Linked DNA regions of Mus musculus: regions 1, 2, 3, 5, 6 and 7 are each linked to region 4. The links are chromatin loops, found by intact Hi-C in ENCODE. Cell type or tissue: left cerebral cortex. All regions are shown on one strand. Region 1 overlaps Ank (progressive ankylosis). Region 2 has its middle 53 kb from the start of Gm36899. Region 3 overlaps Ank (progressive ankylosis). Region 4 holds the start of Ank (progressive ankylosis). Region 5 overlaps Otulin (OTU deubiquitinase with linear linkage specificity). Region 6 overlaps Ank (progressive ankylosis). Region 7 has its middle 140 kb from the start of Gm36899.

Region 1 (4,000 bases), 69 kb after region 4:
AGAGCTTCAGCCCAGGAGAGCCACTGAGCCCAGTCTTCAGAACAGTCACCGGACTGGGGCTTTGTCACCAGATACTGTGACCCCCTGTCCCTTCCTGACTCAAAAAATAAAGTGGAGGGAGATTGAAAGGTGTACCTGATATTGACCTGAGTCCTCCACATACATGAACACACGTGCACAGAACACCTTCCCCCAACACAGAGGCAGAATAGAAAACGGTAACAACTCCATAAACAGTCTTCTGAGGTAGACGTTAACCTTGGGATCTGAGTGATAGAATTATCAGGAAAAAAAGACCTTAGAACGGGGTCCCCCACAGCAGGGTCCCCCACAGGCTGGTTGTTCAGGTGCTTTCATTGATATCATTTGTCACTGGGTTTCCGAGGGGCCAAGTGCAATTTGGTAGTCACTTAATGTAAAAACATTCGCAGAAATCACGGAAGGCAATAGACTTCCTAAGTCAGGAGCTAGAACAGCAGGGAAGGGAGATTCTGAGTAGCTCAGATGTCCCCAAGGCTAAGGTGGCAGAGTAATCAGGAAAAATCTGGCTAGCAGGGACAGAGCAAGTGTGGAGAGTTCACAGAAGCACTCCTCCCAGCCCACAGTTAGCTTTCTGTTTCTCTCTCTCTCTCTCTCTCTCTCTCTCTGTGTATGTGTGTGTGTGTGTGTGTGTGTGTGTGTGTGTGTGTGTGTATGTTTACGTGTACCTGTACACGTGCATATGGAGGCCATAGGTTGTCAAAACCTGTCTCAATCTCTCTCCACCTTATTTTTAATAGCATATCTTTTGCTTATTCTTCAACAATATCACACATATAAACATACATATCTTGTCCACCCCCAACTCTCCACTCACACTCTTCTGGGTCACCACCTCCAAGAGAGATATCCCTTTTTCCCTTGAACATAGCCTCTTCTTTTTCTTTTAGTTTATGTATATGAGTGAGTGTTTTGTATGTGTTGTGTTTCTGGGGCCTGTGAAGATCAGAAGAAACCTTGTACCCCTCAAGTGGGTGCTGGAAATTGAACGTGGGTCCTTTGGAAGAGCAACCAGCGCTCTTAACCACTGAGCCATCTATTTACCCAGACCTGCTCCTTCCCTAGGTTTTGTTGTTGTTGTAGCTGTTTGCTTGTGTTTTGTTTTGTTGGGGGGGGGGGGGGGACACCGGGTCCACATACTGCTGCCTGCTAGAATGCTTGGCTTGGTCTCATGGGTCTCATGGAGTCCTGTGCAGGAAAGCCGAGCTCCCTTGAGCTCATGAGTGCAGTGGCCACGTCGAATCAGAGGACAGCATTTCACAGCTCTCCTCCCCATCCTCCACCTCTTCCGTTCTTCCTGTCCTCTATTCCACAGTGAGCCTTGGGGCGGGGCCATATAGATGCTCCATTTAGGGTTGAATAGTCAATACTCTGTTATTCTCAACCCTTTGAGGACCAGTTAAGAATCTCTGTGTCAGTTGCTGTCGGAAGCTTCTGTGACAATGACTGCGGACAGCACTAATGTGTACAAATACTTAGCGCTTGGATGACATAGTCGCAGTAGGTTCTCCTTAGGACCTTTGACCTCCCATGCCAAAGACCTTTGGGCAAAGTTTCAATACCAAGCATGACCCCTACCCCACAAGCAGGCCTCCAGATCCTATCTAAAAATCTTTGCTTATCCCTGTAATTTTTATGATACTGGAGCACCAGAGGGCTCCACACAAGAGCTTTATTTCAAGGAATCCAGACTTGCCAACAGACTAGCAAGCCCCAAGGATCCTCCTGTGTCTTCCTCCGCAGCCTGAAATTAGAGGCATGCGTCCCAAGAGCAGACTTTGCTTAGATGTTAGGGCTCTAAAGTCGGTCTTCATGGTGGCATGGCATGAACTTTCCCAACCGAACAATGACCCCACCCCTCCTATTGTTTAGGTCTGGCATGAATGAATAGCATCTTGACATATTAACCAGGAATTATTATTTGAGGACTATGTGTCTGAGTAATGTAAAAAGCTACAAGGAAATAAGATGTTTCGATAAAAATGTCACATCATGGTAAAAAATGAGATTTTTTTTTTTTTAAGAGCACTGGAAACCTTGAGCGTTTTATAAAAGGACACTAGAATTTTCTGATTTTTTTTTTTTTTAAGATAAGCTGGAGGATGGCCCTAGGCTGCTCTTGATCTTTCTGTCTTCCACCTGCCAGGTGCAGGGATTGTAGGCATGCAAGCAGCGAGCGCTAGAGTCATCTTAGTAATATACTCCTTCTTTGTCAAGCTTTCCCCGGTTAAATTTGGCTGAGCCGATGATGCTCATATCTAAATAAAGGATCGGGAGAGCTGACAAGAGTTTTGCGACACTAAAATATGTCCCTTCATGATTAAATCTGTTTTCAAATTAGGAGGGTCATTTTAAAAAATGCTTTTTATTACCTCAAACCTATGAAGATACAGATGGGAACACACTGAATTAGGTCTCACTTCACTATACCTGATCTGGTGGTTGGCATCTGTCTGTCTGTCTATCCATCTATCCATCTATCTATCATCTATCTATCTATCCATCTATCTATCATCTATCTATCTTGAAACAGGGTCTCACTGTGTAGCTCTAGCTGGCCTGGAACTTGCCACATAGACCAGGGACTTAAAAGGATCTGGCAGCTTTTGCCCCTCAAATTGGTTCTTTGTTTTTTATAAGCTCTTCTCTATGGATCACAAATGGCAGTGACATCAGGGTCACCTTTTGTCTGGACCAGGTCATCTCGGGGGTTTTCAGGAAGCACTAAATATGGACCTACAGAGCAGAGCCCTGTTTGACTGCTGAAGAGACCAGGCTCATTTGCCTGCTGTTCCCTTCAAACCACAGCCTCGTGTGTGGGTGTCAAGCTCTTGGCTGGAGCTCCAGCTAGACAGAGCTGTATAGATCCTTGAAAAAATAAAGTGGAGCTGGAAAACTACTGGGAAGATAAATGATCCAATTTAACTCCAACCACTTTTTAAAATACAGACGAACAGAACAATAACAGTGGAAAAGTACAGGATCCAGAAACCCGGACTCGTGGGGAGAACTGCCCTCCCCAGTGGCTGGCCATCCCAGTCACCCCACAGGTGGCTGTGCCTAGCTATGCTGGTCCTGATACAGATATCACCTTCCTGAAGATGTCAAATTCCGGAAAGATTTTTAAACTACACTTTAGCTATTTCATGGTGTGATGGGGGTAACAGACACCCTGCAGCTTTAGAGAGAGAAATCATCTATTATCAAAGGGCTTAGAAAACAGCCTGGACCATCTCCACACAAAACAGACGACTGTCTAGCCTGTAAGCCCTACGACTTCCTCTAAACCCAAGATGAGACATATGACATTTTTTCTTACTAAAAAGATAAAAAATAAAAGCGGGACTTTCAGCAATGAATATCAGACCTCAACTGGAAACCTTGCAGAACCTGAAAAGTCATTTCTGAATGAACAGTGAGATGAGTTTTCTGATAAGGCCCTGGACTTCAGGGCAGTCGGAGCCCTGAGCTCTAGGCACTTACTGAATTGCATAGCCATCCTCTTGAATACCCTGTTCCCTCCCCATCCCTATCGTCAGAACTTGGAGAGCCACAATGGCTCACTCACCTTCTATTTTTGTGGGTGTGTTTGCTGTTCTAGGGGTTGAACCGAGGTCTCCTGGATACTAGGTGAGCACTCTACCTCTGAGCCAGACTACCAACCCAGCAACTCAGCTTTTAGCTGGCTCTCACATTGGCTCTAGGTCTTATCCTCTAAGCTTGATTTTCTTCTTAAGTAAATTCCTCAACATGATTTGACTCTGTCAGGGAATAGTTTGCCCTGTTTTCCAGACACTTCTAAAGCAAGTGAAAGGGGGGAGGGGTAGGAAAAAACTGGTATCTGAGCCTTACACTTACAAGGCTAATCATGTGGCTCAGTGCTGCATTCTATTTGTGTCCCTGTGACTACAGCTGAGAGCCAGCTGGGTGCCCAGTCCTGTGGGGTCAGAGTGTGATGGAG
Region 2 (4,000 bases), 57 kb before region 4:
TCTTTCGCACACCCATCCTTTTCATTTCCAGCCCCCCCTTTCAGGTAAACCCAGTTCTCCCAAGGCCATTGGACGGCTATAGCCTAGATCTGGTTGGTCTGTAGGTATGTCTCAGAAGTGAAGGGATTTTCTTAATTAAGATAATTAATGTAGGAAGACCCAGTCCACGGTGGGCAGCACCATCCCCTAGACAGGGAGCCTGGACTATTTAGGAGTAGAGAAATAGAGCGGAGCTTAACAGAGGCAGACAAGCATGCGCGCACACACACACACACACACACACACTCTCACATCCATACAATAGAATCTAATGAGTCAGCAAGGTGGCTCAGTGGGTATACACTCTTGCTACCAAGCCTGGTAACATGAGTTAAATCCCCAGAATTCACATGATAAAAAAAAAAGAGCCCCAGTTCCAGCAGGAACTGACCTCCACATACACATTGCGCCACCACCACCATCACTGCACACGCACATTGAAATGCTAGCATGTTTATATCATGATAGTGGCCAGATAACCACCATATCATAGAATCAAGAAAAAACGAATGTTTCAAGATCATCAGAGTGATAAGTGAGCTATAACACACCTACACTGTAGACTATTAAAGCCATTTGTGGTGAACAGGAGTCAGGCCACTGAACTGGAAGGCTTCCAAGAGATGGTTGTGGGTACAAAAGCTAAGAGGTGGCTGGAGAGATGACTCCATAGTCATGAGCACTGGCTGACTTTTCAGAGGACTTGGATTCAATTCCCAGTGCCCACATGACACCTCACAAACATCTTAGCTCCAGTCCTAGGAGATCCGACATCCTCAGGCACTGGGCACGCACATGGTGCAGATATACATACTGGCGATACACTCATACACATAAAATAAAATAAAAGTGCCTTTTAAAAAGAGAAGATGCAGAATATAGGTATACTAAGCCCATCTTTGTGAGTGAGATAAAATTTAATGTAGTTACATGTATGTGTGTTGTAATGTTTCTACAATATGTGTATATGTGGTTTACTCATGCCCATATGCATAGTCTTATGGACATGCAATGGTTACATGGGGACATACCAAGCAACTAACAGTTTTCTTGGGAAATGGAGAGTGAAGGCCACATCCAAGAAGAGAAAAGGTAGAAGAAAATGAGATGCTGGGCCTGGTGGCGCACGCCTTTAACTCCAGCACTTGGGAGGCAGAGGCAGGCAGATTTCTAAGTTCAAGGCCAGCCTGGTCTACAGAGTGAGTTCCAGGACATCCAGGGCTACACAGAGAAACCCTGTCTTGAAAAGAGAGAGAGAGAGAGAGAGAGAGAGAGAAAGCAAACTGAACCAGAATGTATAATTCTGTTTTGTAAAATTATGCACATGTATTAGAGAAATTGGAACTAGGAAGATTGCTGTTTATAGACATGTCGAGATAGCTGTGGAGTACTGAAGAAACAAATAATGTGTCTCGTGTGTTTCCGCAGTTTGTTGTTGTTAGTTTTGCTTTCAGTGTTTATGAAATGAGCACTTCTTCACTGAGAAACCTATGAGAGAAACAGAAAACTGACAGGGGTCTTAGCTCTCCTTCCACTGGCCAGTGTGTTCACCACCCAGTTCTTAAACCCCATGCCCTGACTTCTGTTACTAAGTGGATGTGTGCCTTCTGCTACAATCTCCCTTCTCCATCTGCTCAGAACATAGTTTTTGTTGCCCCTTGGTCAGGTACTGCTTCCTCACTGACCTGACCTCCCTGGCTTTCACAGTCAGAGGGCACCCCTGAATCACCAATGCCATTTGCCTGTCTGCCTTCCTCCTCAGATCAACACTAAGAAGAGGGAGATTCTAGATTCCCTCTGTCTCCCTGCAGAAGCAGGATTAACTCATACAAAAGAAACCTCAGCCCCTCGCTGCCTCCTCGTCTTCTGCAGTGAAGCTCCTGCCCCAGCTTTGAGGTAGAGCAACCTGCACGGCCACCCGAACCCCAAACTCAAAGCGTAAGGTTTGCGCAGATGGCCACGCTCTCTATACTGTCTACGGCCCAGCATGGTGCTTCCTCCAGATCATTTGTCCAGAGAGATGTCACCAAGACTACCTTTATTTGGAAGGTTCCCTTCTGAATCTCTCCACCTCCAGTTGCTGAGAAATAGGAGTGGGTTTTGAGAAATCCTCTCTAGTCAAAGCTTCACGGTCAGACCTACAGCTTGGCGGCAAATGCCTGATTTAAATGTCAAGCACTTGTTTTGCTTTTGTAAGATTTCCCTTGGCGTTTCTGTGATGGAGACAGGTTTCCACTGACTTATCTCAGGGCCATACCTCAGATGAAGATAGACACCTTGGGCCGAGCAGGGCAAGGCGGTAGACCCAAGAGTGCAAACAGAAAGCACGTAAAACTTCGTAACAGCTTAGTTTTGCAATCATTGCCGGTATTAACCTTCTTCAAGCCTATTCGTGTTTGTATTACAACATCATTTGCTACACTCGTCACACTGCCCAGTTTTTAAAGATGATTTATAACCTCTTCCCTATAAATGAAAAAGAAAGAAAAGATTGAGAGAAAAATGGAATTAATAGAAAATGAGAAATATTTTACCTAGAGCTGGGGGTCACAGCTAAGGCCCCCATAAGAGAAGACAGGTTAAACCTAGAACATCATACAAATCTATTTAATATAACCTTTTGTATGGTTGGCATGTGAGGCAGGACTTAGCTATGTAGAGCCCAAGCTGTTTTTGAACTTGCTATGTAGCATAAATTTTAAACTCATGATCACCTGTCTCTGCCTTCACAGTACTGAGACTGTGGATATTTAGTATAATTGTCAAGGGACATGTAAACATTCCGAAATTAAAACCCTAAGGCACAAATAAGTCACATATTTTTTTTAAAAATAGTAAATCTTGTTGTCTTAGTTAACATTAACTCTCAACTTGACCCAGCCTAGCATCACCCAAAAAGAAATCTCGGGCAAATGATTGTCTTTATCAGGTTGGTTTTTGGACCTGCCTGCAAAAGATTATCTTGATTGTTAATTGATGCAAGAGGATTGGCCCACTATGGGCAACAGCATTCCCTAGGCAGGCACTCCTGGGCTGTATAGAGAATCTGACTGATCTTGGGTGAGAGAAAGCTATAAAGTGAGCTAACAAGCAGTTCCTTCATAGTTTCTACTTCAAGCTCTTCTTCAAGTACCTGCCTTGATTCCCCTTGATGGATGGATAGTGACCTGGAGGTATAAGCCAAATCAACTCTTTTCTTCTCAAGTTGCTTTTGGTCAGAGTGTTTTGCTACAGTAGCAGAAATGAAACCAGAACATTAGATCTGATAAAGATATCAATAAGTATGGAGAAGGATAACTGAACAGATGGGAGTTGATCTAGTGTTGAAACCCTGAAGGGAACATAGCAGCACCCCCCTTGCTTAAATTATTCTCTAGGCTCCATTGTCCTCAGAGATTTCAAGAAACAAATGTTTTCCTCCAAGTGTGAGAAGGACCACTCTCAAACCACAGTCTGTGACCTGCTACAGGGGGCAGAGTAGAAATGATGACAGACATCTTACAAAAGTAAGAAAAAAGTTTCTGCAATGCCACCATGACAAATCTAGGGATGACATGTCCTGAAGCCCGTCATACCCAAGGAAGCAGAGACACCCTTGAAACTCAAATCTACAATATGGCATTAAGATGGTTGGTTTCATTGATTAAAACATTATGGGTATTGTCTTAGTTAGTGTTTCATTGCTGTGAAGGGACAACATGACCAACTCTTATATCTAGGCAACTCTTGTAAAAGACAACATTGAATTGGGGCTGGCTTACACTTCAGAGGTTCAGTCCATTATCATCTCGGCAGAAAGCATGTCGGCGTGTAGGCAGACATGGTGCTTGAGGAGCTGAATATTCCAGATCTTCATTTGAAGGAAACGGTCTTCTGCAGGCAGCCAGGAGAAGACTAGAATCTAAACTAGAGAGTCTGAGCATAGGAGGAGATCTCAAAGCCCTCCCCCACAGTGACACAC
Region 3 (4,000 bases), 120 kb after region 4:
TGTGATCCAACATTGGTGGGCTCCAAGGATTCGCCTCCACCTTTGAAAAGCTGCAAGGTCACCTACATGCTGGTATTCATAGTGTCTGATTCCCTAGGAGAGCCATGTACTGGTTGATACAGAGACACTGGATCAAAAATGCCCATCTTAGGGGCTTGAAGCTGGAATCCGGGTCTGCAAGGCCTCCCACGTCCTCAGTTTCCCCATCTCAGAGTGGCTTGCTGTAATTCAAGGGCTGCCTGGCTTGACTCCCTTTTTGTCTGCTACTCTTGTTTAAGAGGCAGCATGTGCCCGCGCTGGCTGCAGCAGGACCACCTGCTGTCACCCCAGCATCCCAGGGAAGCTGCAGTTCAGTGAGGCTTGTCTCTTCTGGAACCCCACAAACTAGAAAATGTCAACACCCAAGTTGTTAAAGGTTAAAAGCCACTATCAGAGGTTCTGTTCGGGTGGCCTCTTTGTCCAGATTAGCTGTTGAGTTCCCATGAATGACCCAGTCTTACCTCCCTGTTGCTAAACTACCCTCCTGGGCAGCTGTCACTCAGCCTTCCAGGGTGACTGCTGGGGCCTGTCCTAGCCTTGGTACCATGCTGACCCTTTGTCTAGAACAAAGGCTGCCTGTGTCAGCCTTTGTTTCTGCTGTGGTCCCTCCCTCGAACCATGAGGTGGAGACTGCTTCCTCACTGTTCCATTATCCAGCAGAAGAAAATGCCTCCCTTGTGTGAGGGGGAGGGGAAGGGGTAGAAGGTAAATGGACAGAGGTCCAGGCGTTCTCAGACCAAGTCAGGATGCGGTTCTTTCCAGTGCCTTGGGGCATCCTGGAAATAGGGAGAGGGGCCTGGTAGAGGGCCCTGTCCTAGAGCATCTGTGACAGAGGCACCATCCCAGAATCGTATAAGGACTATGTGAGAAAAAACATGGAAAGTTCTTGGCCTGGGGTAACTGCTCAGAGTCTGTTGCACAGAGCTGTTTCCCTCCCCGCCCGCCCGGTTCTCTGGGAGCTGTCAGGGTAGGGCTTGTTAATTCAGCAGCCCCTGCAGAGCCGAGAGTTTGTCTCATGGGCTGGAGAGACTTAGGCATCCAAACAATGAAAACTGGTCTCCATGCCTTCCTCGTAATAGACTGTGCATGTCCACATGTGCTGTGAGAAAACAGATGATCAAGCATGTTGTATTGTTATCATTTTCCCCTTTTCTCAGAATTTGGTGGCATTTATGTGTGTGTGTGTGTGTGTGTGTGTGTGTGTGTGTGGTCATGGGTGTATGCAGATACACGTTAATCATGTGTGTTCACGCTGAGGTTGATGTTAGGTGTCCTGCTCCATAGCTCTCCACTTTGGATACTTTAGTTATTTTATTATTTTTGTTTTATGTGTGTTGGTATTTACCTAAATATATTTCTGTACATCATATGCACGCAGTACCCTCAGAGACCAGAAGATGGCACAAGATCACTTGGGACTGGACTCACAGATAATTGAGAGCCACCATGTGGGTGCTGGGAATTGAACTTGGCTCTTTTGGAAGAGCAGCCAGTATTTTTAACCATTAAGCCAGCTCTCTAACCCCCAAAGGGGTTTGTTCATTTCAGCTTTCACTAGAAATCCCTTGTCTTTGCTCCCAAGGGCTGAGACTCCTGGTAGCCAACAAGTCTTCACGGCATCGAAGGTGGGCACTGGTTATCTGACCTCTGGCCCTTGGGCTTGCATAGCAGAAACTTTATATCCTGATCCATTTCTTCAGCTCCCTTTGAAAACATAGTAGTCGTAGTCAAATACACATAATACAAACTTAGCATCTTGCCCATTGCGACTTTACAGTGAGGTACGGTCCTATGGTTGATTGTACTACCTCCTCGCATCCACAGAACTCTCAACCAACTGAATGTGTTTTCATTAGGCCCCATCCCCTAAGTTCCAAATTCTGAAAAGCTACTTACTGAAAAGCTACACTGAAGCTAGCATGTGGACCTTTCTAGACATCCTTCAGACCTGTTAAGGACTAGAATGGAACATTCTGTAGATACCTCCTGTGGAGCTGGCAGGCCCCGGACACCCAGCTCCTCTTCTGCTTGGTGCATGGCACCCCCTGCTGTTTGAAATGTCGCCTTGCTTCCAAGCAGTGTTCTGTGACTTATCAGGAATCTGGGGTCATAGCAGAAATGACAACAGGGCTCTCAAGAAGAATGAGTTCATCCCATCCAACCTCAATCGGAGGGCTGACTTTCATCTCCTTACTCTGTAGAAAAAGAGGGATGCTAAAACTACATCTGAAGGTGTTTATCTTCACGATGGATACACTTTAGAAGAAAATGGTAGCATTTATTACAGATTATTCACGATAAATGTGTAATAACCATGCTTGCCAGCAGGCCGGATGGAGAATATCAGGTGACACGTCACATCTTATCATGTGACTTTTCTAGTGCTTCAGAATAGAAAACCAAGACCTGTTTACTCTATGATGTATACAGCTGGCCATTATTTTCAGCAGTCTGACGTTTGCCAGCCTGATCTTACATAAGAAGTCCCTACCTGGGTTTTCTTCCTTGTGTCCTTCTCTTTCCCAGTGGGGTGCCTACCAAAGCCACCTTCTCTCACTGCCCTTTCAGGTGCTGCCTCTCATGGCTTTTCATGAGATCACCCTTTAGCAGATGGCTCACTCCAGCCTCGCTCCCGTCATTCTGACAGCGCTGATGTACACTCCGTCTTGGCGTGTTTCATACACTGTTGTCTGTTGGTATTTCCACACTGGAAGACAGCATTGCTTTCTCCTTCTCAACTGAGATGTTCACACAAGATGCTGGCTGTTGGAGCTGAGCCCTTAGCTTCCTTTTGATGTCTGCCCCCTCCCAAACATGACTTCTCATGTCCCTGATAAAACATATATGAAGACCCACTTGGTTTTTTCTGCAAAGACATAAACAGGGGCATGTTGTATTTAAAGCTGTTTCTAACAGGGTGGCGGGGATTGACAGGGAATAGCATGGTGTCTTTGAACTTGAGGTATCGTTGGCTGTGTAGTTGGAGGTGAGAGTCCAGGAAGCCCAGTTCTTGTCTTGTGAACTTGAACAATGCAGTTCCCAGGCCACATGGAGGGATTTTAGGAAGAAGGAGTTTATCATAGGGAGCTGAAGGGGGTGGGGGTGGCAGAGCTGGGCAGGAGGACCCTGGGAGGGGAGGGCCACCAGCCACACTGCTGCGGATGGAGGTGGGAATAGCTGGGCACCTGACGTTAGTGTGCTTTTCTGGAAAGAGCACTCCTTTAGGGGAAAGAGATAAGGAAATAACAGGCCCCTTACTGCCCTCGAAAGCCTCTGGCCATGGCAGAACCAAAGACCTTTGCTATAGACATTCCTTTCCTGGCATGCCTAGTTTACAGCAAGGAGGCTAAGAAATAAACTGGTTACTTTTATTTATGGTCTTTTTATCTATATCTCTGCCTAGTCAAATTCTACCGCCCATTCTCATCAATACTCTTTGTGGAAACTATCAACAGGGAAATGAAATCAATCCTAATCCCACGTGTATCTAGACGAGGCCACTATCGATGCCAGTTGGACCCCCAGTAAGCCATAGGAACCATAGCAGCAGACATTGACCAATCAGGGGTGGCGAGCTGCACAAGTCGTTGGCTACACTTTCTCGTTGATTTCCTTCCTCAGTTAGACCTTATGACAGCGTGGACCAGTCCCAACTCCACACACAGGTACCTCTAAGGAGGATGGTGCTCACAGTAGTCCTGTAAGGGACAAGATCCCATCTAGAACATGAGAGGCATTCTTGCCCAGAAGCAAAATATGAAGAATGAGTGGCAGGAATTCACCCCAGGCGGGCAGGACTCTTCTAGTTACAGGAAACACCGAGTCACCATAACACCTGATCTGTGTATAGAAGTATGGTCCTCCTAGTGGGAGGACCCCACCACATGCTGCACTGCAATTCTGATAAATGCTCTAGACAACAGTGATGCCTTGGGCCAGGTCTGTTGTTGTTTGTTTTAGA
Region 4 (4,000 bases):
ATGGAAATATTTAATACTTGCGATGCAGTCGGAAAAATCTGCACCAGAAAGTTAATGTCTCAAGCTCTTATTTATTTACTTATTTATGTATTTAATAAAGGCAAGGTCTCCCTACAAAATCCTAGCAGGCTTGGAACTCATTATGTAGCCAAGATTGGCCTGGAACTTACAGCAATCCTCCTGCCTCTGATTACCTTCAAATATAGTATTAATATGAGCCTTACAGAGATAAAGGGAATGGGTTCATTTCTTAGGACAAAATACTTGAATGTTTTAAGTAATACACAAGTTTAACTCATTATGTTTATTTTAAAAGATGTGTCAAGGCTATACAGAGAAACCCTGTCTCGAAAAACCAAAAAAAAAAAAAAAAAAAAAAGATGCATAGGAAGATACAAGTTGAACAAACCATCTATCTCAACTGCTACAGAATGAAAAGCTAAGGCCCCTTGTTCAGAAATTCATCATTTCAAGAGGGCAAGACCAGGGTTTGAAGAAAACGATGTTTCAGCAGTTAGGAGCACCGACTGCTGCTCTTCCAGAGTCCCGGGTTCCATTCCAGCACTCATATGGTAGCTCACAATGTTCTGGAATCCAGGAGAAGCTCCAATGCCCTCTTCTGGGCTCTGTGGGTGCTGGACAAGCATGTCATGCACAGACAGACATGCAGACAAAAAAAAATATCTGCCCATAGACATAAAATAATAAAATAAATATTAATGAAAAGTATTAAGGCAAAAACAGAGAGCCAAAGCAGGCACAGGACCCTCTACGAGCTAAGCTTTTTTGTGTGACTGTACTCGTCTCTTGGAGGCCAGCCCCGCCCTGCTGTGAATGCTTCAGTCACTGGCTTGGACCCTTTTTTCATACACTATACTGGGACACCGGCTGATGCTGGCTTTGTCAAGCTTTTCAGTTTTAGGTAAAAGTCTCAGCTCAGCAACTGATTTATCATGAAATCACTGGGGACATATTATAACACAGCCGAGCAGATTTTCTTTCCTTTTTTTTTTTTTTAAGCATATTTACCGGTCGACTTTTAAATAAGTAAACGGTTGCACATTACTAGCAAAAGCTGGAGACCGGTATGGAGCATCCCAGAACCCTAGTCCAGGACGGACAGTCAGTCCCTGCCACCCGGTGTATTTTTCCCCAGGGTCTGCAGATCTCTGTCACGAGAGATGCGAGATGCTCGTTTTGGTAAACCATCCTTCTCTCCCACTAATGCAGCCGTATCCCCATCACCCTAAAGCAGCTCCCAGTCCGCCTCAAGGCCGCCCGGACGCCGAGGCCTTTCCAGCTCGGTTGTCCCCGAAGCTCTACTCCTGGTTCCCAACTCTGGAGACGGCGCTCACACGGCCTTGCCGGACGCTCCGGGGACAGCATGGGGCTGTCGGTGTCGGGTCACCCGGAGTCCCCGCCCGCTCGCCCGCCCCGCCTGACTCCCCGCTCCGCGCGCTCGGCTCAGGCGGCGCCCCGGTCCCCCGCGGGCGCGGACGGCAGTGGCCTGTGCGAGCGCAGCGCCCCCCGCGGCCGAGCCGTGCGCAGCGGAGCGGGGAGGCGGCGCCGGGCCGGCCCCCTCCCGGGTCGCCAGCGGTGTCGCGCCTCCGCCCGCCCCTGATTTCCTCCGCGCGGCGCGGCGGCGGCGGCGGAGGCGCCTCGTGCGCGCGGTTATTTATTTATTTCCGGGCCCAGAGCGCTTATAATGGAGCCGCTGTCAGCAGAAGCCTCTGCTGCCGCCGCCGCCGCCGCCGCCGCTGCCGCCGCTGCCGTCCCTGTCCCTCCTCTCTTTCTCCCCGGCAGATCTTTGTTGTGTGGGAGGGCAGCGGGGATGGACTTGAGCTCGCGGCTCTCCTGCTAGAGCAGCAGCGCTTGGAGAGGACGCCGCCGCCGCCGCGAGCAGCCGCCGCCCCAGGCCCCGCCGGCCGCGGCCTCCGTCCCCGCGCTGCGCTCCGCGCGCCTCCCAGCACAGTGCCCTCGCGGCGGCAGATGAGTGTGGGGTCAGCCCACGGCGGGGACTATGGTGAAATTCCCGGCGCTCACGCACTACTGGCCCCTGATCCGGTTCCTGGTGCCCCTCGGCATCACCAACATAGCCATCGACTTCGGGGAGCAGGTAAGCCCGGCCGCGCCCGGTGCGCCTCGCTCGCCCAGCCTCGGCCTTGGATGCCGGGCGCCGGGGGGATGCGGGAGGAGAGGAGTCACCTGCTCCGAACCCCCTTTACCCTGGACCATTTGACGTGGCTTTGCGGCTTGTCGAGGGTGACTTTTGCAGCGCCCCATCCCCTCCCTCCGCAGATATTGGAGACTTTTCCAGCGTTCTTTGGAAAATAGCAAGCGACGGGATGATGGGGAACTTCACCTATAGAAAGGGGTTTAGTGCTCGGGATGAGTATTATGTAATTTGTGATTATGTAAACCTCGGGCCCAGAACTGCATGTAGTTTCTAGTAGCATTTAGTGCTGGCTTTTTACTTGCACAGGGTTTGGTGATGGTAGTGATGGTGGGAGAATTTGCCTTACAATGTCTCCAAGTTGATTTCCCACGTACTTCCAAATTTACATCTTTGCATGTAGCCTAGGTAAGGATTAGGGGTGTCCAGGAGGTACCTTGCCTAGAGGATCACTGATTATATCTACTTTAGGATATCTGTTCTCTCTCTCTCTCTCTCTCTCTCTCTCTCTCTCTCTCTCTCTCTCTGTGTGTGTGTGTGTGTGTGTGTGTGTGTTCTCTCTCCTCTCTTCCTTCCACCCCTTTGGACGAGAGCACATTTCTGGTGCTGCCTTCTCATTCTTTTTTCACGCTATCTCCATGTGGCGTCATTACCAATCTGGTGCTGCAGGCTCTCCCGTGGCGGTGAGGCACTGGTACCCTTTTGCAGGGCTTCCTGGCAGTTGCAGTTACAGCCTAAGGTCCGGGAGAGGGTTTGGGGGTGGGAGCTGGACCTTTTCAAAAGTGTAAGATAGACCTACTTTTGCAAATGTACTATTTTTTCCTTTCAAAGCAGTGGGATAAACCCTCTTTTGTTCATTAAGGGGCTCTGGATGGAGGCGGGAGTGAGGAGTTTCTGACAGTCACTGGGTAGGCAGGTATAGCCCACCTCTGTGTAGGGAAGGATAATTCATACAGGCAGGTGAAGAGTCGATACAGGAGCACAGGAAAACGAGGTATCTGCTTCACATGCGTTGGAGATGATTAAGACATAGAAAATTATTAAAACGTCTCACCAGCTTTTAAGCCTCGGACTTGTCAAGAACAAGAAGACTAGGAATGTCACTTAAGTGTTTCTTGGGTAGGTAGGTTTTGTTTGTGATTATAAACACAAGTTTGCGTTTACACTGAGCCTGTGGCAGAACTTTGAGAGTGGAAATTTAGATTCCCCTGAAAAGTTTGGACACTGCACATGGGTGATGATCACAAAAAGAAATCACACAGCAAGTCTCAGAGCATGTGTGTTATGAGGTGCCCATTAAGAGACCTATAAGTCTATTCTAGTTCCCTAATTCTCTCCATAAACATTATGGACTTCTCTATCATTTTATAGCTGGTTGGGGAGGCGATACAATGGAGTATTCTGGCAATTACAAAACCTGTTTTTCGGCCAGGTGTGGATTTAATCCCAGCACTAGGGAAGCAGAGGCGGGTGAGTCGTGAGTTCAAGGCCAGCCTGGTCTACAGAAAGGGTTCCAGGTCAGCCAGGGCTACACAGTGTGACTCTGTCTCAAAAGCAAACAAACAAAATAAATAAACTTAACACATTTTAAGAATATCTATTTTCACTTTTCACAGAAACTGTTTTTTATTATATATATATACATATATATATACATATATATATATATATATATCCTCTCTTCCCCCATTGTTAGTGGTTGGTAGTCTAAAACATTAATCACTTACATCCGTTGATTACCAAGTACCTGGTTAAAACACCATGTTATATTTATTCATTTTGTATTTGAGGGATGAATGAGAGGTCTAGGCATGGTGAATCTCATGC
Region 5 (4,000 bases), 150 kb after region 4:
GAAGACCATGAGCTAAAATGAACCTTCTTCCTTATAAACTTAAAAATAAATATGAGTAAATAAATAAGATTAGAACACTGAATCTGCTGGGACAACAAAAGAGAAAGCTTTGCACCCCGATCAGACACAGAAAATTTCGTGCGTCAAACCTTCTTCCTTAGCAGGGCAAGGGATTCCTTAATTTTTTCAACCAGGTCCTCACTCTTCCCATCAAATTTCAGTCCAAGTTTCCACTGCTTGATCCAGGTATACTTGTTTATCAGCTTCTCTGGTAACTGGAATATCAAGAAACAGAGATAAAGAAGTGTCAGTGTTGCCAGATAGCTGAGACAACCGAAAAGGAAGACACCACAAAGCCTTCATACAAAACCTACCTTATTTCAAAAATTAATTCCTGCGAGAGGATCATATGGGTTGAGGATGGAGAATCTGAATATGGAAGTCACAATCTCAAAGCATAGCCACAGAGAAGGCTGCAAGGTTAAATGCTGTTGGTTCAAATCTACAGGAGTCCAGCCTGCAGAACTAACACAGGCAAGGACAGGCAAGGCGCAGATCTGAGGCTAAGCTAAGGAAGAATCCACACTGGGTCTTCACAGCGGTCCTCACTGCCTGTGGCTGCTGGGGACTACGGCAACCTTACCATACATTACATGGCTCAGCAAGGTGACTGCAGGCACGGAAGGTCCACGGTAGAGTCAAAGGCTGCTGCTCTTCCTGACAGTGAAGCCTAACTCCTGACAACCTTCCCACACATCCTTAATCCACAGCACAAGATGGGGAAGAGGAATGAGGCCCACAGCAGCGGGAGGGTGGGAGCAGCACCTTTCTAATGAGAGCCACAGGCAACTACTATGGCCCTCACGTCCTGTTCCTGTTCCTGGACTATTTCATTTGTCCCTACACAGCATTAGAATCTGGAATCTGAAGGCCACAATTCAAGCCATGACAGCATGAGAAACTCTATCTTCTCAAGAGTCCTGGGTGTGTCAGGATGAAAACCATAGACTACACTGCTAAGATTTCACCTGAGGTCCACTGAGATGGTTCCGCAACAGAGGTACACACAGACACACACACACACAGACACACACACACACAGACACACACACACACACACAGAGACACAGACACACACACACACACACACACGTACATGAAGGAAGGAAGGAAGGAAGGAAGGAAGGAAGGAAGGAAGGAAGGAAGGGAGGGAGGGAGGGAGGAACAAATAAATAAATAGGGGTAACTGGCACTATAAAAGAGAGATTTCATCCCTGGAGTCAGAATGTCCTATCCTAACACCGTGTGCTGAACTTGCTTAACAGTAATAGGCAGTTCAGAACAGAGCATGCTCAGTTCCACTAGAACCTAAGCCTCTGAGACGCCTTCATAAACAATAATTCTGATTGTGCTTTCTCAGTCTACGGCAATCATATGTAACTAAGATGACTTGTCTCTACAAAACTCAAAATCACAGTGACAGTGCTCTGTGTCAGTCAAGCGGAAAAGCCATCTAGTCATCGTATTGTACTGTGATAAATGACCTTTCACCTAAAGCTGCAACAGCCCCACTGTTCCCACAAGCCCTGCACTTGTGAGACATGCACAGGCAGTTTAATTAGTCTCAGACTTATCACCAGAACCTCATGTGCCCTCAAGTGGCAGCAACATGAAATTACACCCTGGCTCCAAGAAGTACAACTCAAGAGAAAATACTCCTCCAAAGCTATAAGGTCTGAGAGGAGGCAGGTGGCAGCCCGGGAAGAGCTGTGGCTCTGTAGCACTGGACAGTAACCTAAGGAGCAAGTACAACAGGCAACTCAGTTACTTTTGGTAGAAACAAGTTAGTTTGCTCATCTCAGTCACTCATTGGTCAGTCTGTTGATTAAGTGATTATCCAGGTCCAGCGTGGAAATCTTAGAAAAAAGTTAAAAAAAATGAGACTTAGAAAAGAAACCAAGTTAGAGGACCAACAAGACAGCTCTGTGGAGAAAGCACTGACCATGTAAACCTGCTGTCCAGAGTTCAATCCCAGGAGCCCACGTAAGCACAGATGGTGAGTAAACTCCACAATGCTGTCCTCAGACCTCTCCGTACACTCACTGTGGCAGGCAGGCAGACACACACACACACACACACACACATGCTCACTCACATACACACACACACTCACGCTCACTCACACACACACACTCACATACATACACACACACATGCTCACTCACACACACACACTCTCAGTCACACACACACAGGCTCACTTACATACACACACAGGCTCACTCACACACACACACACACTCACACAGACACATGATAATAAAAGTTTAGAAGAACTATTAGGAAAGAACATGGAGTTGGACTTATTTATTCAGAAGTTAATACAACTTTAAATGCTCTCATGGGTCACACATGGGGTCCACATAAATCACTATTCCTTTCTAGTAGGCACACAAGTCTGCCTTCTTTTGGAGTAAGAGCAAGCAAGAAGCAGACCGTGCATTTGAAGTCAGCTTAGTCTCCAGAGCAAGTTCTAGAACAGCCAGGATTACAGAGAAAACTGTCTTGGAAAAAAGAAAACTAAAGATAGCAAGAGAAGAGGAGGAAGGAGACTGAAGCAAGAAATGACGATGGTAACGGTTAAGGATCACTCGGTAGCTTAAGCACATTATCTGTGACTGGCCTAGAGCCCAGCCTGTTTTCTCTAACAAATATCTATAATCTTGATAACATGGCAACTGCATGTATCAAAAGCATCAACCTCAAAATGAAGTCACAAGGAGCTTTCGGGTCATTCTGTAGTAAGTGCTGTCACAGGTCTTATCCATTCACAGATGTTTACAAATACAGTGCACTTAAGAACTAAAAAGCTCCTAATAGAAAGGATACTCCCTTTTCACAAGTGAGGGGCTGATCCAGCTTTGGCCAGCTATGTCCAGGTTGGGGCTAGGGTCAGACGATCTGCCTGCAGTCAAACGGGCTGGTTCTGGACAGAAGTAAGAACAATCAGAAAGCCTAGGCAGGACAAGAGAAAAGGGGACAGCTGCACATCAAAAGGGACAGAGCTCAACTCCTAAGCAGGAGAGCAGCTAGGCAGAGAGACTGAGCAGAGCAGAGCAGAAGGCCCTGCCCAGGAGTCATTCTCAAGCAAGCACAGCCGTCTGAGCACTAACTGTGCCTAGTCTCCCTCTGAAGCTCTAGCGGCACTGGGCTCACAGTCTGCACATGGAAGCAGACAGCTAGCACCCTTGCTCAGTCAGTGACTCTCCAGTACCTGTGTGTCTACCTCTCCTCCCTCCCCCCCTCCCCCCCACCCTGCTCCTCAAACGCAGAGCTGGAGGCAAGTGTTTCACTCAAGTCTTAGGAACATACAACAAACTGTCAAGAAAGGTCCAAACCATGTTACGTTTCTGAGGGCATGAGCAGGAAAGTAGTTTCTTCAGCAGATATTGAGCAGAAGCAAAATCCAATCAGTGTGAATACTGATCTCAGCGACGGGGCCCTCGGAAGGCAAACATGCAATGCTATGGAAAAGAGGAGCCCACTGGGAATTTAACAGTTCTCTGTGCATCACTCCAGTAGGCCAGGAAGACCTCTCCATCACCTCATCACTCCTGCCAGTGACACATTTTCATACTGTCCAAGACCAAATGCAAGCCAACACTCCTGAGAAAAGGCTGCACTACATAACCCAGAGCAGCTTAAATGTCACAGGACTCTTGCCTCAGCATGAAAGTGCTGCAGTTCCAGGCATGCAACAGCCCACCCTCTTAGCTGACCCATTTCACATGGGGTAGGTGATGTAACCCGAATGCACCTGTTAGCAGGAGCCGTTGCTTTACTTTTCTGGGATACAATGTGTATGTTTAACTACTTAGGACTGTATTTGCACCAAAAATTCTTAGAAAATATAAAAATTTAAAATTAGTGTCAAATAAGCCCAGAAATCTAAAAAGGCCCACAAAGGAAAAGACTCAAAAGTATCAGATTTCGTAATAAT
Region 6 (4,000 bases), 130 kb after region 4:
AATTCTGCACAGCCACCCTGTCCCTTCTACACCATACCCAGCCCATTACAGGCCCTCACCCTGACAGCACAGAGCTAGTCTGTCCTGAAGGCAGGAGTTTTCAAACTGCACAGAAACTGTTTGTTTTTTTTTTTTTTTTTTCCTTCCTCTCCATGATTTGTGAGTTCTCTGGGATCAGAAACCCTGTATTATCCACTTAGATGAGATTAACCAGGGAGAGGAAACCAACAGAGATGACAGGGCCTAAGGCAGAGCCTGGATGTGTATACTTTTGTGCTGCAGGGTACATAAAAACAACACAACTGCTAAGAGACCAGGGAAGGAGAGCCCAGGGACAGACAGATGATGGAATTCACTGTGAAGGGTAGACTTGAGGGGTCGGGGCCATGGAGGTCAGGAGAAAAGGGTGAAAATGTTGAAGACCATAAGTAAAGGGCAGAGGGCTATAAAGGAAACTTCAGAAAACTAGTTAAGGGGGGTAAAGCTCCACTGCACTGGAGACTGACCCAGTGAGTGGGACACTAGTGGGAGAAGGGACAGCACAGCACAGCCAACTGGCCAAGTACAGACTGGAGAGAGTGGGCAGGTAAGATGGGAGATGGGAGCCTCCACTAAATGTGGGGAATAGTCATGGGAAATCTGCTTGCTTATGCTTCGGTCAATTAAGTGGAAAACCAAGCTGCCCCGGAGGAAGGGCCATGAGGAAGGCTAGAAGACAGAGGAGGCCAGAGGCCAGGCGGAAGACCAAGCAGCTGGGAAGAGCAGGGTGTGGAAGCCCCGCCACAGAGAGACCGGCTCCCTGCAGTGGGCAGCTCAGCCCAGGCCTTCTTCTGGGTCCTTCAGCCATGCTGGCAATTTCCAGCAGAGACAGAGTTGGACCTATCTGAGGTCTGGGTTTAATCTTGTAAATAGGACTCAAGAAAAGCAAGGAAAGACATGACTATAATTGCTGAGCATTACAATTAAACCAATGTGGGATGGGTGAGAGGCTTCAGGAGGCTGAGCCATAGGAGAAGCACAGAGCGGTGGTGGGAATCAGGTCCTGAAAGGAACGTGCTGGAAGAGCCACAGAGTTCGAGAACACAAGGTCTGCATGGACCTGGGGAGGCCCGAGTGCCGGCTGACTGCTGAGCAGCTCGTCAGTGAGGCCACCAGGAATCAGGATACGCGGTCCACAGGGCAGAGGGAAGCCAGAGCTGTCAGAGGGGCGGGACACCCACTAACCACAGGTGAAAGGACTACTCTAGAGAAAGCGTGTGGCTTTGGGGCAGCATTCCAAAGCATGTCAGCAAAGGTATAAGGGACAGAGTTCCCCACAGTACCCAGCATACAGCAGGTATAAGAACAGCCACGGTGAAAGGAGCGTACTGAGCTAGATTCAGCCTGGACCATAAAGTGGCCTCCCGCCCCCAGCAGTGTGTGGTGTGTCCTGCCCACATCCCCACTGTGATGTGTCTTCTTTTAATCTAGAAAAAGAAGATGGAGAATGAGTCAGCCACCGAGGGAGAAGACTCGGCCATGACCGACATGCCTCCAACAGAGGAGGTCACAGACATCGTAGAGATGAGAGAAGAAAATGAGTAAGCACAGGCTGCTGGGGGCCACCGCAGGGACAGTCAGGACAACAACTGTCGTCTCTTTCCTCCTCCTCCTCCCATCAAGTTGTTTTCTGTTGTTTAATTTTTATTCTTGGTTATGAAAGAGGCCTTGATTTAGAGGTTTCGTATAAATTCTCTAGCATACTGGGTATGCTCACCGATGCAGGGACCTGAAGAAAGGTCTTTACTGTCGCTTTGTAACTCAGAATCGCTGACTTCACGCCCCTGCTTCATAAAACCCAAAAGATAGAGCTGCCTCTTGGTCAACGTTTCTACTCCCTTGGACAATCTCCACTTTGGAACCAAAGGACTTGGGCCAGACTTTTCCTGTTCATGTTTGCCTCCTCCTAAGAATCAACAGGTTGAAGCTCAGCCTCTCTTGACTTGCTCCCCAACACTGTGGCTCTGGAGTCATGAACTATCTGCCGCACATACTGGTGGGCCCCAGGCTGCAGCCCACAGTCTCCCTGTTCCCAGAGGAAGGGCTGGTGGCCCTGCTGGGCCAACGTAGTGGGAATTTAATCTCCTGTAGAAATTGGGTCAGTCACCAACTGACTTGATCGTCAGCATCCCATTGTTTTCCTGGTTTCACTGAGTTGCCGCACCCCACAGTGTATATACATGAGCTGACTTTTCAGAGCTGTCCCGCAAGTGCAGCTCCAGTGTCAGCACCCTCCGCATGAGTTTCCCTGAAGGCTTGCGTTTACTCGCCTTCCCTGAAGATGGCACTAGAGCGAGAAGTGGAGCGTTCTAACTGTCCATTTCTCTAACTGTCCATTTCGTTTTCACAGTGAGCAAAGCTTTAAGTCGTAATCTAGCATCCTAATGCCAGGGTCTTGTCTCGTAACTTCTGATGTAGATGTGCCGCCTATTTCTGCAGGACAGGTAACCGAGTGTACTATGGTACTCCCCTCCACACCATAAAGCAAGACATTTTATAAACAGTATCAAGGTCACTATGTGATACCCCGGAAATAATGCATTGGAAATCCACTTAGTGCAGTATATTTTTCTAAGTTTTGGAAAGCGGGTTTTTTCCTTTAAAAAAAATTATGGACACAGTTCACTAAATTCCTGATTTAGTCAAAGTAACTAGACTGAAAGAACCTAAACAAAACAAATATTTTAAAGATATAAATATATGCTGTATATGTTATGTAATTTATTTTAGGCTATAATACATTTCCTATTTTCGCATTTTCAATAAAATGTCTCTAATACAATTCAGTGATTGCCTTCATGCTCCACATACCTACAGCTTACTCGGGTTGTACCAGTGACCGCTGTATGTTACAGCCTTCTACACGTCCCTTGTGTATGAATGTAAGGGCCTACAGATCCAATTGATGGGCAACCTCGGGAGGAAATGGATCCACTACTGTAGACAGGCAAAGGTGGGAAGGGCGGAGGGAAAAGGGCGGAAGGCGGGCCTCTTGTGCTTATTATTTTGGTGTTGTGTAACCTCATGTTAAGACTGTCAGGGCTACACAGGCTCGCATTTCCATTTCTAGATACCCAGTGTCCCTCATATGTGCCCACCATGGGAACAAATCCTATGTGCTTCCGTAGCTGCTTGTGGGTGACGTCAGGGGCAGATCTGAAAGATAACTGAAAGTCTTAATTGTATTGGCTTTTTAAAGTACATGACTAGAAAATTAAACAGCAATATTTTTTAAAATGTGTGGCTATTTTCATGCTTCTGGGGTTGGAGCTTAAATACCAAATATCAAATTCGAAATCCTTTCCCTTTAAAGTCAAGAAAAGCTAGTATCTCTTTATTGTGCACTTGGGACATGTAGCTTAGAGCCCAGAGCCGCCTTCATCAGGATGACTGGACATCAGCTGTGTAAGATGTCCCGAGCCCCTGGAATGCAGTGCCAGGCCCAGGCCTCTGCAATGGAGCTGCGGTTTGGGGGGATTTGTTCTGACCTTCCCCTCCTAGTACAGGCTCCTCCACACACATTCTGTGGGCCTGTTTTGTCACCTGACACCCTGAGACAGCTGCCATACTGTTGTATTCAAACAAAGAATTCCACGGCCTAGACTTGGGAAGGGCCTTTCTCCTCTTTCCACAAGCATTAAGGGCAGCCTTTCTAGCTCAGCAGCTGAGTGTTCTTTTTAAACATATTGCTCAGCTAACAAACTGAAAAGGACCATGTCTGTGAAATCCTCAAGGACTGTGGGAAGATCATTCTCAAGGTTAAGCGACAAATACAACCTAAAGTTGCAGAGGCAGGAGACAAGTTTTCCTCAAAATACTGAGTTAGGATGGCCTTTCTAGAGTGAGGGTTTTCTCCGAGAAACTAGAGAAGCCTGTTTATCTGAGGGGCAACCGAGGGTCATTCTAAGTGCACACCTGACCTGCTGCTGGCTCTGCCCTTGTTTACTGGGTGCTGGCACAC
Region 7 (4,000 bases), 140 kb before region 4:
ATATCAGGTGGCTCAGTATGGTCTGTAGCTCCAACTCCAGGAGATCCAACATTTTCTCTGGCCTTTACAGAGCATGCTCCTGCACTTATTCACACGTGGTCACACACATATGCACACATGAATACAACTAAAATCTCCTTTAGAGAGAGAAAATGATAGGTAATTCTAGATGGCCAGACAGGAATACACCATTTTGTGATGGGGCAGCTCTTTGGGGACATTTTACTTGGCAGATCTTTGTCTGTCTGTCTGTCTCCTCCCCCCTTATCCTTCATCTTCCTCCCACTCACTAGACAGTCTAAGTTCTAAAGGGTCTACCCAAATGGTGGAGATGTAAACTGGTAAAACTTCCTTGAGATTCCCAGAACCCACTATATCTGCTGTTCTCTGTCCATAGTCTTTAGCTAATTAGGTGCAGGAGGCCCATGACTCTGTTGTGTTTGGACAGAGAAAAAAGAAAAGAGACAGCAGACTAAATAACAAAGGCCTCTGCCTCCTAACCAATATCTCCATATCCTCCCTCTGTCCCTTCTCATAAAAGCCCTTTGTGCCCTGGAGGCCTCAGAGAAGGACTCTGTAACAAGAATCTCCTTCTTGCACCTTCCTATCCTCACATTCATCATGAACACCAAAGAGACCAAAGAGCACAAGAGCAGGATCACCCACGGACGGCGCCAAGGACAACTTCTGCACCTGCCAGCTTTGGTCCTGCTATGAGCACCAACAGTGGGAAGGAAGATAGGATTATGGAGGGGCACATTCCACACATTGTCCTAGGCGGGACAAGAACTCCAGGTGGATAGAAGGCTGAATTCAGAGCTTAAGAACCGACCTGTCTACTCCCCATGAGGGACTCTTCTCTAATTGATGAACGTCTAAAATCGTTTTCAAAGAATTAAAAAGAAAAATCTTATCTACAGCCACCATGAGCCAGACCGCAAGCACCCACACTTCTCCCCATACTACCAGCTCCTCCTCCACGAGGAAGATATATCCCTGTCGCCATTTTTTTTTTTTCAGAATAACCTGGAGTTCTCAGAACATACTGTAATTCTCCCAGGAACACAAAACAGAAAAACGACTGAGTATGGCTCGAACCAACTTCCATTTGACCTATGGGACACCTATTATCTACCAATATCCACCATGTTTTCCTATTCTGGGACTCTGTCCATCAGCCCTAACACTGGAATTCTGTCTACTCCAGCATATATTTACGACCCCATTCAGGCAGGGGGACACAAGGAAGACTGGTGTCTTCCCAGTAGCAAAAGAGTGGCCCAGGCAAGTTACATAGACTCTCTGTGCCTCAGTTTCCTTCTCAACAAAACAGCACTGTCTCCCAGAGTCCTATAAGGATGAAATATGATGACTATAAACCAAACATTAGTGTTCACATGCTAACTGGTACAATTATCTTGATTACTGCCAGAACATTTATTTACACAGTCCCCAGTCTTTTTACTCTACCTAGGACTAGCCTTTAGCTTTCAAAGCAGAATGGGGCAACCCGTTTAAATAGAAGAGTATAAATAAGACTGCGTTGAGAAGTGACTGAGCTGGAAGGTGTCCTACTGGCAGTGACACAGCAGTGGAGCGGTGACTTGTAGCTTTGCCCATTTCCACTAGATGGCGCTGATTTATTACAGCCCACCCACAACCCTTTGCATGTAAGTTACACAATAAAAGACACGTGCGTGAGGTACCTGGCAGGTATTGTTTTCTAAAGGTCTCCCTTGATTCTACTTCTGGCACGGGGCAGTACAGTCCTCTGCATCAGACCATGCACCACCCCTAAAGAAGGCAGGGATTGTCTTGTACTGGATTTATTTTAGAGAGAAGGTAGAGATCGTTGTCTTTTGAGATTACGATAAGGGGGTCACACAACCAACACATAAGGAATCTCTTTATGGCAAACACGGAGCATCATGAATTGCTGACATACAAGAAACCGACGCGACGCCAGTAGAGATTAGTGACAGTCTGAGGAGCTTTCCAGTAGGTTGTTTGCTCCATTGAGAAAAATCACACCATCACCTGCTGTTAAAGGGCAGCAGCTGAGCAGTGAGCTGTGCTGAATTTTCGGCTGCTGCCCAATTTGGAAAGTAAATTCCTGCCTTTTCTTCAGTTTCCAGGAACAATAGCCTCCTATTCCACCCACAGATGGAAACCCTGATGGAAGGTTGTTGTTGTTTTTCCCCCAAAAGGACCTTCCAGGATTCCCAGTAGTTGCTGTCTGGGCTTTATCTGTAGAGCTTGTAGGCCTGCCCGGGAACCACAAGGTGAGACAGCTCTTGGCACTCATTCTCTCCCAGTGAGGGCCCTGCTTCCCCAGACTGCACGGCTCTTTTCTCTGAGTGGAAAATATTCTCTTCACATCTCTCATCGGATTTCAGGAGAGCAGTTCAAGATACCTCTTGCTAAATGACGAGGAAGAGGGGGAGCTATTCGCCAAAAGGAAATATCTTGTTTTCTGTCTCCATGGCCAAGAATTGATTTCAAAAGAAGCTTGTTTAGACTGTTTTTGTTTTAAGTTCTAGTCAAGCATGGAGAAGAAGCCTTTGAGAGCTCTGTTACTGGAGATGAAGTGCAAAGATGACTGGCCTACCCGGGCAACCTTGGCATGGGGCAGAGGCTTGCCATATCTCATTGTCCAGCACACAGCTCTTCTTCCATTCACCTTATCCTGTCTGTCTCCACACCAAGGCTACTGGCAGACAGGCAGGCAGGCAGGTGCTATGACCCCTTTCAGACACATATGGTTGGATATGCTCAACACTGAAAGTCAGGGGACCAGTGAGGTGACTCAACGGGTGAGGGTCACCAAGTCAAAAAACCTGGGCTCAGTCCCTGGGATCCATATGGTGGAGAGGAAAATAGATTCATTGAAGTTGTATGCACACTGAGGGTTACCTATGCCCAGCCCCCCACAAAAAGTACATAATCACGTGTGTACGTATTTAAATAAAAGAAGAAAGTCAGGAGCAGAGTTGAGACTCACACCCACATCCTTGCACAGTTTTGCCCCAGTTTTCACCTTCATGTGTTGCGTGCTGTTCTTTGCCACACTTGGTCCACGATAAACTCACCTTCCTGCTGCGTCTAATCAGCCTGTTTTTCCTATGAAGCCTAAAACTGTTGGATTTCATTTAGTAAAACACGTGACTGACGAATTTGTTTTATTTATGTTTTGAACTGCAAATACTTTTTTTTTTCTTTTGTAAGGGAAATCTCATACAGACGGGAAAATCAACCACTTTTTCAAAATCATTTAAATGGAAAAGGGATGTCGGTTTGGGGCAGACTCATTTCCTGTTCTACATCCATGGTGGGTTCAGGATGCAATTTTGGATGACAGTAAAGACACTGGGGTGTTTGCTGTTTTCCTTTGCTAAACGACATGATTTAAGAACAAGTGAAATTGTGTTTCTGCGGGCTCACCTCCATATTTACTCTCAGCCTGACTCTCATTTTCCAGTGTCTCATAGTCTGGAGAGGAAGTGTGGTCTAGTGGTCAGGAAAAAAACAATTTAGGAGACTAGAGTTGTGTTTTCTATTCCTGTCTCACTACCTGACTCATTGTAAAGTGCTAGAGAGTCACTTAGTCATCATGACACTCAGTTTACCCATATTGCACTATCTAACGATGGGGCTCAAAAATACAGACCCTTGTCAATATAAAAGGAAATATGAGGCCGGCTCTAAAAAGAAATAGCATGGCATGAACACAAAGCCACGTGAGCACATAACAGGAATGTCCGAGAAATGTAGATTCTCTAATTCATACATGAAATGAGAGATGTCATCAGAGATGCTTCCAGTAAGTATTGGTCCCGCTGGTGTTGGGTGACAGGAGCTGGCTGTGATCATATCTGGGAATCTACTCATGCTGAGAAGGAAATCTCAGAACCAGGAGCCAAGAAGAGGGGCACTAGCAATTTTCTAGGGGGTAGGGAGCTTTCTTCTAGTCTCCAGAGAAAATGTAACATAGTGAGAGCAC

Evidence for each region. Peaks named below come from ENCODE experiments on the same cell type or tissue, not always from the same donor. Only the 100,000 strongest peaks of a DNase experiment are listed, where the experiment ranks them.
Region 1: a loop joins it to region 4, with 4 times the contacts of the local background. A loop is called at or near these places in 12 of 42 quality-filtered maps.
Region 2: it touches region 4 in a loop (2.2-fold over the local background); 2 of 42 quality-filtered maps call a loop at or near these places.
Region 3: a loop joins it to region 4, with 4 times the contacts of the local background. A loop is called at or near these places in 16 of 42 quality-filtered maps.
Region 5: a loop joins it to region 4, with 5 times the contacts of the local background. A loop is called at or near these places in 7 of 42 quality-filtered maps.
Region 6: a loop joins it to region 4, with 5 times the contacts of the local background. A loop is called at or near these places in 15 of 42 quality-filtered maps.
Region 7: a loop joins it to region 4, with 7 times the contacts of the local background. A loop is called at or near these places in 17 of 42 quality-filtered maps.

The regions. Positions count from the first base shown.
Region 1 is chr15:27,534,124-27,538,123 of GRCm38, forward strand. All of the region lies in intron 1 of Ank (progressive ankylosis), which reads left to right. Among named protein-coding and RNA genes, the nearest start is that of Gm29901, 15 kb to the left of the region's middle. In left cerebral cortex, CTCF peaks have their summits at 1,666 (motif pointing right) and 2,208; DNase peaks (open chromatin) are centred at 1,735, 2,267, 2,873 and 3,880; H3K4me3 peaks cover 282 bases; H3K27ac peaks cover 3,797 bases.
Region 2 is chr15:27,407,660-27,411,659 of GRCm38, forward strand. No RefSeq gene overlaps it. Among named protein-coding and RNA genes, the nearest start is that of Gm36899, 53 kb to the right of the region's middle. In left cerebral cortex, no CTCF peak of the experiment used is centred here; a DNase peak (open chromatin) is centred at 2,122.
Region 3 is chr15:27,581,193-27,585,192 of GRCm38, forward strand. All of the region lies in intron 8 of Ank (progressive ankylosis), which reads left to right. Among named protein-coding and RNA genes, the nearest start is that of Mir7117, 12 kb to the left of the region's middle. In left cerebral cortex, CTCF peaks have their summits at 1,431 (motif pointing right), 2,094 (motif pointing left) and 2,293; DNase peaks (open chromatin) are centred at 1,437 and 2,074; H3K27ac peaks cover 2,531 bases.
Region 4 is chr15:27,464,984-27,468,983 of GRCm38, forward strand. Ank (progressive ankylosis) reads left to right here and starts at 1,694. Exons shown (of 12, transcript NM_020332.4): 1 at 1,694-2,116. The coding sequence starts at 2,021. In left cerebral cortex, CTCF peaks have their summits at 628 (motif pointing left) and 1,526; DNase peaks (open chromatin) are centred at 625, 838, 1,280, 1,578 and 3 more places; H3K4me3 peaks cover 3,446 bases; H3K27ac peaks cover 3,269 bases.
Region 5 is chr15:27,611,363-27,615,362 of GRCm38, forward strand. It overlaps Otulin (OTU deubiquitinase with linear linkage specificity), which reads right to left. Exons shown (of 7, transcript NM_001013792.2): 5 at 150-275. Among named protein-coding and RNA genes, the nearest start is that of Otulin, 17 kb to the right of the region's middle. In left cerebral cortex, a CTCF peak has its summit at 1,653 (motif pointing left); a DNase peak (open chromatin) is centred at 1,635.
Region 6 is chr15:27,591,634-27,595,633 of GRCm38, forward strand. It overlaps Ank (progressive ankylosis), which reads left to right. Exons shown (of 12, transcript NM_020332.4): 12 at 1,471-3,276. The coding sequence ends at 1,584. Among named protein-coding and RNA genes, the nearest start is that of Mir7117, 22 kb to the left of the region's middle. In left cerebral cortex, a CTCF peak has its summit at 2,310 (motif pointing right); DNase peaks (open chromatin) are centred at 1,405 and 2,291; H3K27ac peaks cover 2,808 bases.
Region 7 is chr15:27,324,404-27,328,403 of GRCm38, forward strand. No RefSeq gene overlaps it. Among named protein-coding and RNA genes, the nearest start is that of Gm36899, 140 kb to the right of the region's middle. In left cerebral cortex, a CTCF peak has its summit at 1,621 (motif pointing right); DNase peaks (open chromatin) are centred at 1,634, 2,038 and 2,225; H3K4me3 peaks cover 348 bases; H3K27ac peaks cover 576 bases.